2 separate regions of the Homo sapiens genome follow, and region 1 is linked to region 2. A link is a contact called in ENCODE Hi-C data. All regions are on one chromosome and are shown on one strand. Each heading gives the region's core, a stretch centred on a gene start or an enhancer-like site at or near the end of the contact. The rest is flanking DNA. Distances are from core to core; before and after follow the strand shown.

Evidence for each region. A loop is a pair of places that touch in the nucleus more often than their neighbours do. Pooled maps may share reads with other maps.
Region 1: a loop to region 2 is called in a map of GM12878, with 2.0 times the contacts of the local background. The contact joins the promoter of OR5AK2 here to the promoter of LINC02735 in region 2. A Hi-C loop is called at or near these places in 3 of 168 maps with a recorded cell type or tissue (Calu3, GM12878 and mammary epithelial cell) and 4 of 50 pooled maps.

What each region holds. Positions count from the first base shown.
Region 1 is chr11:56,986,041-56,990,193 of GRCh38, reverse strand. OR5AK2 (olfactory receptor family 5 subfamily AK member 2) reads right to left here and starts at 1,280. Exons shown (of 1, transcript NM_001005323.1): 1 at 351-1,280. The coding sequence starts at 1,280. The coding sequence ends at 351.
Region 2 is chr11:56,846,600-56,850,750 of GRCh38, reverse strand. It overlaps LINC02735 (long intergenic non-protein coding RNA 2735), which reads right to left and starts at 2,273. Exons shown (of 3, transcript NR_110137.1): 1 at 2,136-2,273.

The DNA of each region.
Region 1 (4,153 bases), core at 31-2,530, 140 kb before region 2:
TTGTTCTTTCTGGTTGTGCTTATTTAGATATTCCCTCTTTTCTCTTTGTGAATCTGGCTAGCAGCCTACCAATCTTATTTATTCTTCCAAGAAACCAAATTTTGGTTTCATTAAATTTTTGCATAAATTTTGGGTCTCAATTTTGTTCAGTTCTGTTCTGATTTTAGTTATTTTTTTCTTCTGCTAGGTTTGGGATTTGTTGGCTTTTGTATTTTAAATTCCTCTAGAGGTGATGTTAGATTATTAATTTGACATCTTTCTACATATTCCTTATTGTGGAAAAATTAAATTTTAGCAGAACAGCTATGTTGGATGATTTGTTGAGTTGAATGTTAACAACTGGGGCTGATTTAAAATAACTTTTTCCCTATCACTTTTAAAGCTTCTTTTACTTCCTTATTTCTCAAGCTATAGATTAAAGGATTTAACATGGGAATAACTGTGCCATAAAATATAAAGGCCACTTTCATATTTTCCTGGGAATTATTAGAATGAGACTGCAAATACATGTAAGAGAGTGTCCCATAGAAAATGGTGACTGCGGTCAGGTGGGAAGCACATGTTGAGAAGGATTTTTTCCTTCCTGCACTAGAAGACATTTTCAGGATGGTGGCCATGATGTAGATGTAGGAAAAGATGACGACCAACCCAGTGAATATCAAGTTAGATCCCACAAAGACAACAAGTAGCATGATGTTGATGTCAACATTGGAGCATGAAAGAGCAAGAATAGGGGGAACATCACAGAAAAAGTGATTGATGCTATTGGACTTGCAGAAGGACAGTGAACATGTAAAACCTGTTTGTACAGAGGCATTTATTGAGCCCATGATGTATGAACCAGCTACCAAACGGATGCAGACTGTTCGGGACATGATTACAGTATAGTGAAGGGGCTTACAGATGGCAACATAAGGATCCACTGCCATCATAGCCAGGAGATAACAGTCACTGGTTGCAAATGTTGCATAAACTAAGAATTGTATCACACAGCCCTGAAATAACATCAAATTCTTTTCTTCTGTGAAGCTTTGGAGCATCTTGGGAGTGATAGCAGAAGTGTAACAGATATCAACAAAAGCCAAATGTTGTAGAAAAAAGTACGTGAGTGTTTGAAATCTGGAATCTGTGTTGATGAGTAAGATTATTCCACTATTACCCATTATGGAGGTCACATAGATGAGAAGGAATACAATGAAGAGGATACACCAAAACTCATGCTGGGCACCAAATCCCAGAAGATAGAATTCAGTGACTTCAGTGCTGTTTCCTAGTGTCATGGCTAGTAAAAGTCTAGAAATGACCAAGAGAAGGACCCAGAAAAGAAGGGAAATCTTTGAGATTTCTTGCAATGAAATGGCTCTATATTTCAAGTCACTTTTTTCTATTTGTATTTTTATGACAAATACAATAGTGTTATTCATTTTCAAATTTAAGAAATGTATTTATAATCATCAAGTAAAGAGTGATTTACTTGATGTAAGATGAAATGGATTCATCTTCAAAATCGAAGGAGATTGTCTTAGAAGTATCCTAACTCCTAATGTGTATAGTTCTTAGAAACATAGATTGACAATTTTCCTCTGTATTAAACAGCTATCCATATTTTTAAAGTAATGCTAAAATGTAATTTTTTACTTTTTTAGAAACTTATAATTGTTCACAGCCACTTACCATTTTAATTTTGGTTCCAGCTTTGGAAATTAATAGAATTAGAGAGAATTTTTTTGAAATGTGTTCATGGTTCACATATGTTTGAAGGCTTCAACGTGTCTTTGTATTAGTATCCCTAGACTGCATCTCTCATCTATGTGATATTCTTTACAAGCAAAATAACCTCATTATGTAATGGATGCCTGAGAAATAGCCTTACATTTTCTATTACTTTTTTTTTTCAATTCTGTAGTTGAGGAACAAGAAACAATTCTCTTCATTTTAACATCTAACAAGGACTGAAGTATAGTAAGTTCGTATAAGTTTCTTCCTAGGGTAAATTTACTGTAAAATGAAAGAAATACAGTTCTTTCAAGGAGTGTTCCTTTTATTGGGATAAACCTTTATTAGAAGAAGGTAGAATAGGCCAGAGGTCTACTTAAGCTAGAATTTTGATAGAGTAATGACATTCATCATATCAATTTGACTTCAATCATTTGGATTGAAATAAAATAATATGAAATTATGGGGATGCTTTTCAGGAGCTAACAAAAGTAGTACAAGCCCCACCCCCAATTTCATGCAGAATTTATACATTTCTATGTTTATATCGAGTTAGCGGTTGGTTGATTCAGTATGAAATATTTTATTTCATCTATGCTGAAGGTGTTTTCTAATCAAATGAGTGCTACGAAGAAAATGGCCAACTGCCCAAACATTTTTTTAAACTTTTATTTTATGTTCAGGGGTACGTGTGAAGGTTTGTTACATAGGTAAACTCACATCATGGGAGTTTTCCCAAGCATTTTAAACATGCTTAATATATGAATAGTGCTGGATTTCTCAGGCTTCATTCATAGTCAATATTGTGCAGTGGAAAGGAAATAAGCAGCCCTGGTTTTGAATTTTTGTCTCATCCATTAGTAGAAAAAAGCCTATAACTCCCTTTGGCTCTAGTTACTTCCTCTGTACAATGGGGATCACAGAACTCATCTAGAAGTTTATATTCATTCGCTTGTTTATAGTATCAGTAATATGCATATTATCTATAATATTATGTAACTTGCATTGAAAATAAGTTAATGAAAACCTTCTAATAGCAAAATTAGGAAATAGAATTGTATAAATTTTAGTAGACTCATATTATTTATTAATATCTAGTCTAAAGCAGTGAGATAAATATATACTCTTATGGAGTCAAAAGAGAAAAGCATGTTGTAGAAAAATATGTAAATTGTGGACTCCTTGAAAAAACTAAACTCTCTGTCACTCCTACTGTCTCTAGCTTTCATTCTTTTTTATTTTTGGAGATGGAATCTTGCCCTGTTGCCCAGGCTGGAGTGCAGTGGTGCCATCTCAGCACACTGCAACCTCTGCCTCCCAGGTTCAAGCAATTTTCCTGCCCCAGCCTCCCGAGCTGGGATTACAGGTGCATGCTGCATGCCTAGCTAATTTTTTGTATCTTTAGTAGAGACGGGGCTTCACCATGTTGGCCAGGCTGGTCTCGAACTCCTGACCTTAGGTGATCCGCCCACCTTGGCCTCCCAAAGTGCTGGGATTACAGGCATGAGCCACTGCACCTGGCTGCTTTCATTCTTTTTATTTATTTCTGGATAAATGCCAGAAAGTGTGCACATCAATTCAAGTATAGTTATTCATGGGTGTGGCATTAGGTGAACTAGAACATTATTTTCTAAACTTCTAAACTTTCACTTTTATAAGAGGAATTCATGACCTTTATTGTTTGAAAAACCGAGAAAATTGTTTATGTTTTATGTGGTCATTGATACGTTAAAGTTGTCTGCCATTTTTTTAAATTAAGTGTTCATTTTCTTTTTTGTTTATCTCTTTTCTTTTTCCAGCGTTTCTGTGGGTCACTTGAACTTTTTAAAAATAATCCCATTATGGTGCATCTACAGTGATTTTGTAATATAGCGTTATTATTAGATATCTTTGTATAGTTTTTTAGTGGGTTCTCTAGGTGTTACATTATATGAGCATACTTTATTTTATTTTGCTTCACAGATATTGCATTTTTAAAAAATAATTTAATGGTTTGTGGTAATCCTGCATTAAACAAGCCTATTAGCACCATTTTCCAGTAGCATGTGCTCATTTAATTTCTTTGTGTTGACATTTTTTAGCAATAAAGTATTTTAAATAAAGGCATATGCTTTTTTAGACATAATGATATTGCACATTTAATAGACTACAGCACAGTATAAACATAACTTTTGTATGCATTGGGAAACCAAAATATTTGTGTGACTTGCTTTGTTGTGATAGTCACTTAATTGAGGTGGTCTGGAACTGAACTCACAATCTCTCTGAGATATGCCTGTATAATCATAACTTGTGTCCATTTTACCAGTTTTAGTGAAGTGTGGCAACCTTACATCCTTTTTTGTTTCTTTACTGTCTCCCACTTATAATGTAATTGTTGTAACTATTTCCTTCACGTACACTGAGAACAACCTTAGGCAGTATTATAATTTTTGCT
Region 2 (4,151 bases), core at 1,024-3,523:
GAACATATGCAGGAATATCTATCAGATAAAGTCCTAGTAGTAAGATACTACTAGATACAAGTCAAAATGTAAATGCATTTGCATTTTTTAAACCATTTCTCAAGGCATTATTGCCATATGGAAAGTTGTATATATTTAATGTATTCATCTCAATAGGTTTTGGAATAAAAGCACACATCAATGAAACCATCGCAATCATCCAGGCCATAATTATATCCATCACCTCCCAAAGTTTCCTTCTGCTCTCTTTATTATTATTATTTTGTGGTAAGATAAAATAATAACATAATGTAAAATCTACCCCCTTAGCATTTTAAAGTATACAATACAGTATTGCTTGCTATAGGCACTATGCTATATGTTGGATCTCAGGTATTAAATTCTCCTGCATAACTGAAACTTTGTCCCTTTAACCATCACTCCTCATTCTCCCCTCTCCCCAGCTCTTGGCAACCACCATTCTACCCTCTGCTTCTATGAGTTTGACTATTTTAGATTCCACATATAAGTGAAATCATACAGTGTTTTTCTGTATCTGACTTATTTTACTTAATGTATAACCATGTTGCCACAAATGGCAGAATTTCTCTCTTTCTTAAGGCTGACTAATATTCTGTTGTACGTATATACCACATTTTCTTTATCTACTCATCTGTCAATGGATAAAGAACAATGGATATTTCGCATTTATAATTTTGATAGATATTACACAATTGCATTCCTTAGAAGTTGAAACATACTGCACATTCATTATAGCAATGTGAGAGAGTGCCTGTTTCTCTACAGTTTCCCCAGAAGCTGGTGTATTATTAAGCTTTTGAATTTTTACCAAATAGGTGAGAAATGCTATTTCTGTGTAGTCTTAATTTTCATTGTATGAGAGGGATGAGTATCTTTTCATAAGTTTAGGGCTGCAGTTACATTTCTTTTTCTGAGAACTTTCTGTTCTCTACTTTTCAGTTGGTTCTTTGGGCATTAACATTTCTATAAATATAAGACTAAAGTAATGGATAAAGTTACTAAAATAAAGAAGACTATTAAAATTTATTTCATGTGGCATTGTTGAAGCATTTTTATTTAATTTTATTTATTTATTTTACTTTAAATTCTGGGACACATGTTTTATCTGGGATACATGTTTTAATACATGAAAAAATACTGGCATTATTATTCTTTCCTTTTTTTATACTGTCAATATACCCTCACTAAGTTCTTATTGTTCTCTCTTGGCATCATGGGGGTTTTCCTAAATGGTGAAACAAGTCCAGCTTAAAATGAAGACTTCAGCATTGTCCTAAAGAAGATGAGTCACTTTTTACCTGCTTTAACCCAGAAGCTCATCTGTCTTGGGGATATTTGTGTGCCAAAGCACTTTCATCTACTGTAGATATATGCTGTCTGTGTTGATCATTTATTTTGGTTTCTAACCTCCTCTGCAATGGGCCACTTTGGCTTTTCAGTTCAGGAAAAACATAAAAACAAAAATATCTGATAAATCAGGAAAGTCAGTCAATGTTCTTTGTTTGATTATATGAAGCAGGGAAAACAGCCCTTAAAATTCTCTTACCAACTCAGTGGTAAACTTCTACTCAATAGTAAACTTGGATTAGACAAGCTCACTAGAACATTTTACTATGTGTAATTTAAGAATGTGTATTGCCAAGTTTCTGACTTTGTCCTGAAGTACATTTCTACTAAGAACCATTTGTTTTCCTGTGCTAATCCTGGCATGAAAAGTAAATCACCTTTTCAGATTTCACTACTGTTGTATCTCTCACTTGACAAGTAGCTTTTTCAGCGTTGGCAATGCTCCTGAAATAGTTCTATTAAATTTTTCTCCTATTTCTGTGTAAGCAGCATTTGAATTTATTCAACTTGTAGATATAAGCTTTTACTAAATTTGATTTTCCATTTTTACATTACAGCAAATCTTTTGTTTTCAATCTGAGAACGATTACTTTTACTCTTTATTATTCTTTGCTTCCATCTCCAATACCAGAAGTTGGCTTTCTTTTCAAGGCCATTTAAAAAATCACCCCCCCCCACCCAAAAAGAGAAAAAGAGAGGTTCATAAGAGAGGTTATGTGAGTTATCATATTCACACTGAATATAAAACAACAAAGCCTCATACTTACGGGCAAATGGTTAGGCTCACTCATCAGCTCAGTGATTCCCCCTTGTATAGAATGTAAGATAAAAATTTATGATACAAGAAAATTAAAGATGCCTGCAGAGGAAGTCTGGCAAGATTGCCTCCAGGTCCTTAGTATACTAAGGGAGTATGTGTCTAAAGACCCTAAACCTTAAAATATGATGTGCTCATCCTCACAAACTGCCAAATGACAACGGGCCTTTTATTCCTATAAACTTCCATTATCCTGCTACTGATGTAAAGATGAATTTCATGTTAATCATTAATGTCTCTATTTGTGTCAGGAGCCTCCCTGTCTAGACATTTTTTAGCTGGAGGGATAGCGGCTGCAAATTAGCCATGCAGTCACGCAGCACAGAAGTTCCGTTAGCGTAATGAACCTCTTGGGACTGGGATTGAGAACTGCAGGGACAGCAGCATCTCTGTGTGTCCCCTGCTGCCACTCGCCATTTTGGTAGAGTCAATACGATGCCTTTTTAATCACAATTTTGTTTCAACACATTTTGATCTGTTAATGGGCATTCATATGTCTTTGGTGAATATCTTGCTTTTTAAAAACATTTTCAAAGGAAGAAACTGTTTTTTACATTTACCAAAAGCCTATTAAGTGCAAATTCAAAGTGCCTATTTTCCACCTGTCCTCTGTTATTTTCTAGCACTCGCAACTTACAGGAGCCACTCACTTTTCTACTTTAGAAAAATTTTTCTTCTCATTTCTGCCCATACCTTCCCTGATCTCTCTTGTCTTTTGGTATTTCTCCCCTCCATCTGATGAGCTGCTCAGTTGTCATACATTTTCTGGTTTCAGCTCCCCGGAGAGGGCGGTTTATTTTCCACTCCGATTTTCTTGCAAGGGTCTGTTCATCCCACTTCTGACCTTTCTTTTTTGGAGACAGAAAAAGGAGGCATAGCATTAAATTGACCACGGCTAAATGTTTTGCCTGGACTGGGGAGCTGAGAAGAGAAGGCTGTAAATCTAGATATGAGGACTGTTTTTGTTCATCACACTCTTGCCATGATCAATCTTTGTGTATTCTTGTGGAGTGACATCCATGCCTAGTTTGCTTCTGTAGCCTTTTATTGAATTGCGAGCTTATCCCTGATGATTCTGGAATTGCTGGGCAGAGTCTGGCTGAAAACATTATCGTCCCTGCAAAAACCCTGGGCTGCGAAATAGTTTTGTTTAAGAGTAGATTTGTTAGAATTAGGCTTCCCTCTCCATGACCAGATTCTTTGCTATGAGCAGGAAATGAAATAAAGAGGAAAGCAGCCCTAGATATTTATCTCTAACTCCACTGTATTGGGATTTAGTCCATGTTTTCTGGGCTTCCCGATCAGAGGGTGAATGTAAATCACTGCGTAACTCTGACCATTCCTTTCTGTGCTGTGTGGGAGGAAACCTGGGGCATGCGGTCTCCAACATGCACTCAGGCTGGCTGTGGTGGGGATGGCATTCACTCATTAACACTTGCAAGGCCCTCCTTGAGGTTTGCTTCTCAGTTCTGCATCCTGTTGTACATGAGATTCACCTTCTGTGTTCCCAAGTCATGTTTACATTCAAGTAGCATTTGGCTCCTTGGCATAGGGATAATTCCCACCCTTATTTAATGAGTCCTGACTATATTGCTGAATCAAAAACTCAGCTTACTTGCTTATGAACTTCCAAGCATTATTGTTTTTGTGGTGGGAAAAAAGACGTGCTGGAGTGCTATAGTGGTTTTTCAAGTCAGGACCTGAATTGTTAAACTGTCATCCAAATCCTAGTTGTAGTCCACCCTGATATACATTGTTTCTAGGACAGTGAGTCAAGCTTTTAGAGAAGCAGCAATTTTAATGGATTCAAGTCCATCAACAGCCCTCAGGAGAAGGCTTGCAAAATATCCCCGAGATATCTCTGGATATGTGTGTCTTTGTGCTGCCTGCTCTGTGTTCCTCCCTTGACTCAAAGTCCTTTCCATTTCTACTGCTGGAGAGTTTACCATGCAAATCCTGCAATCTG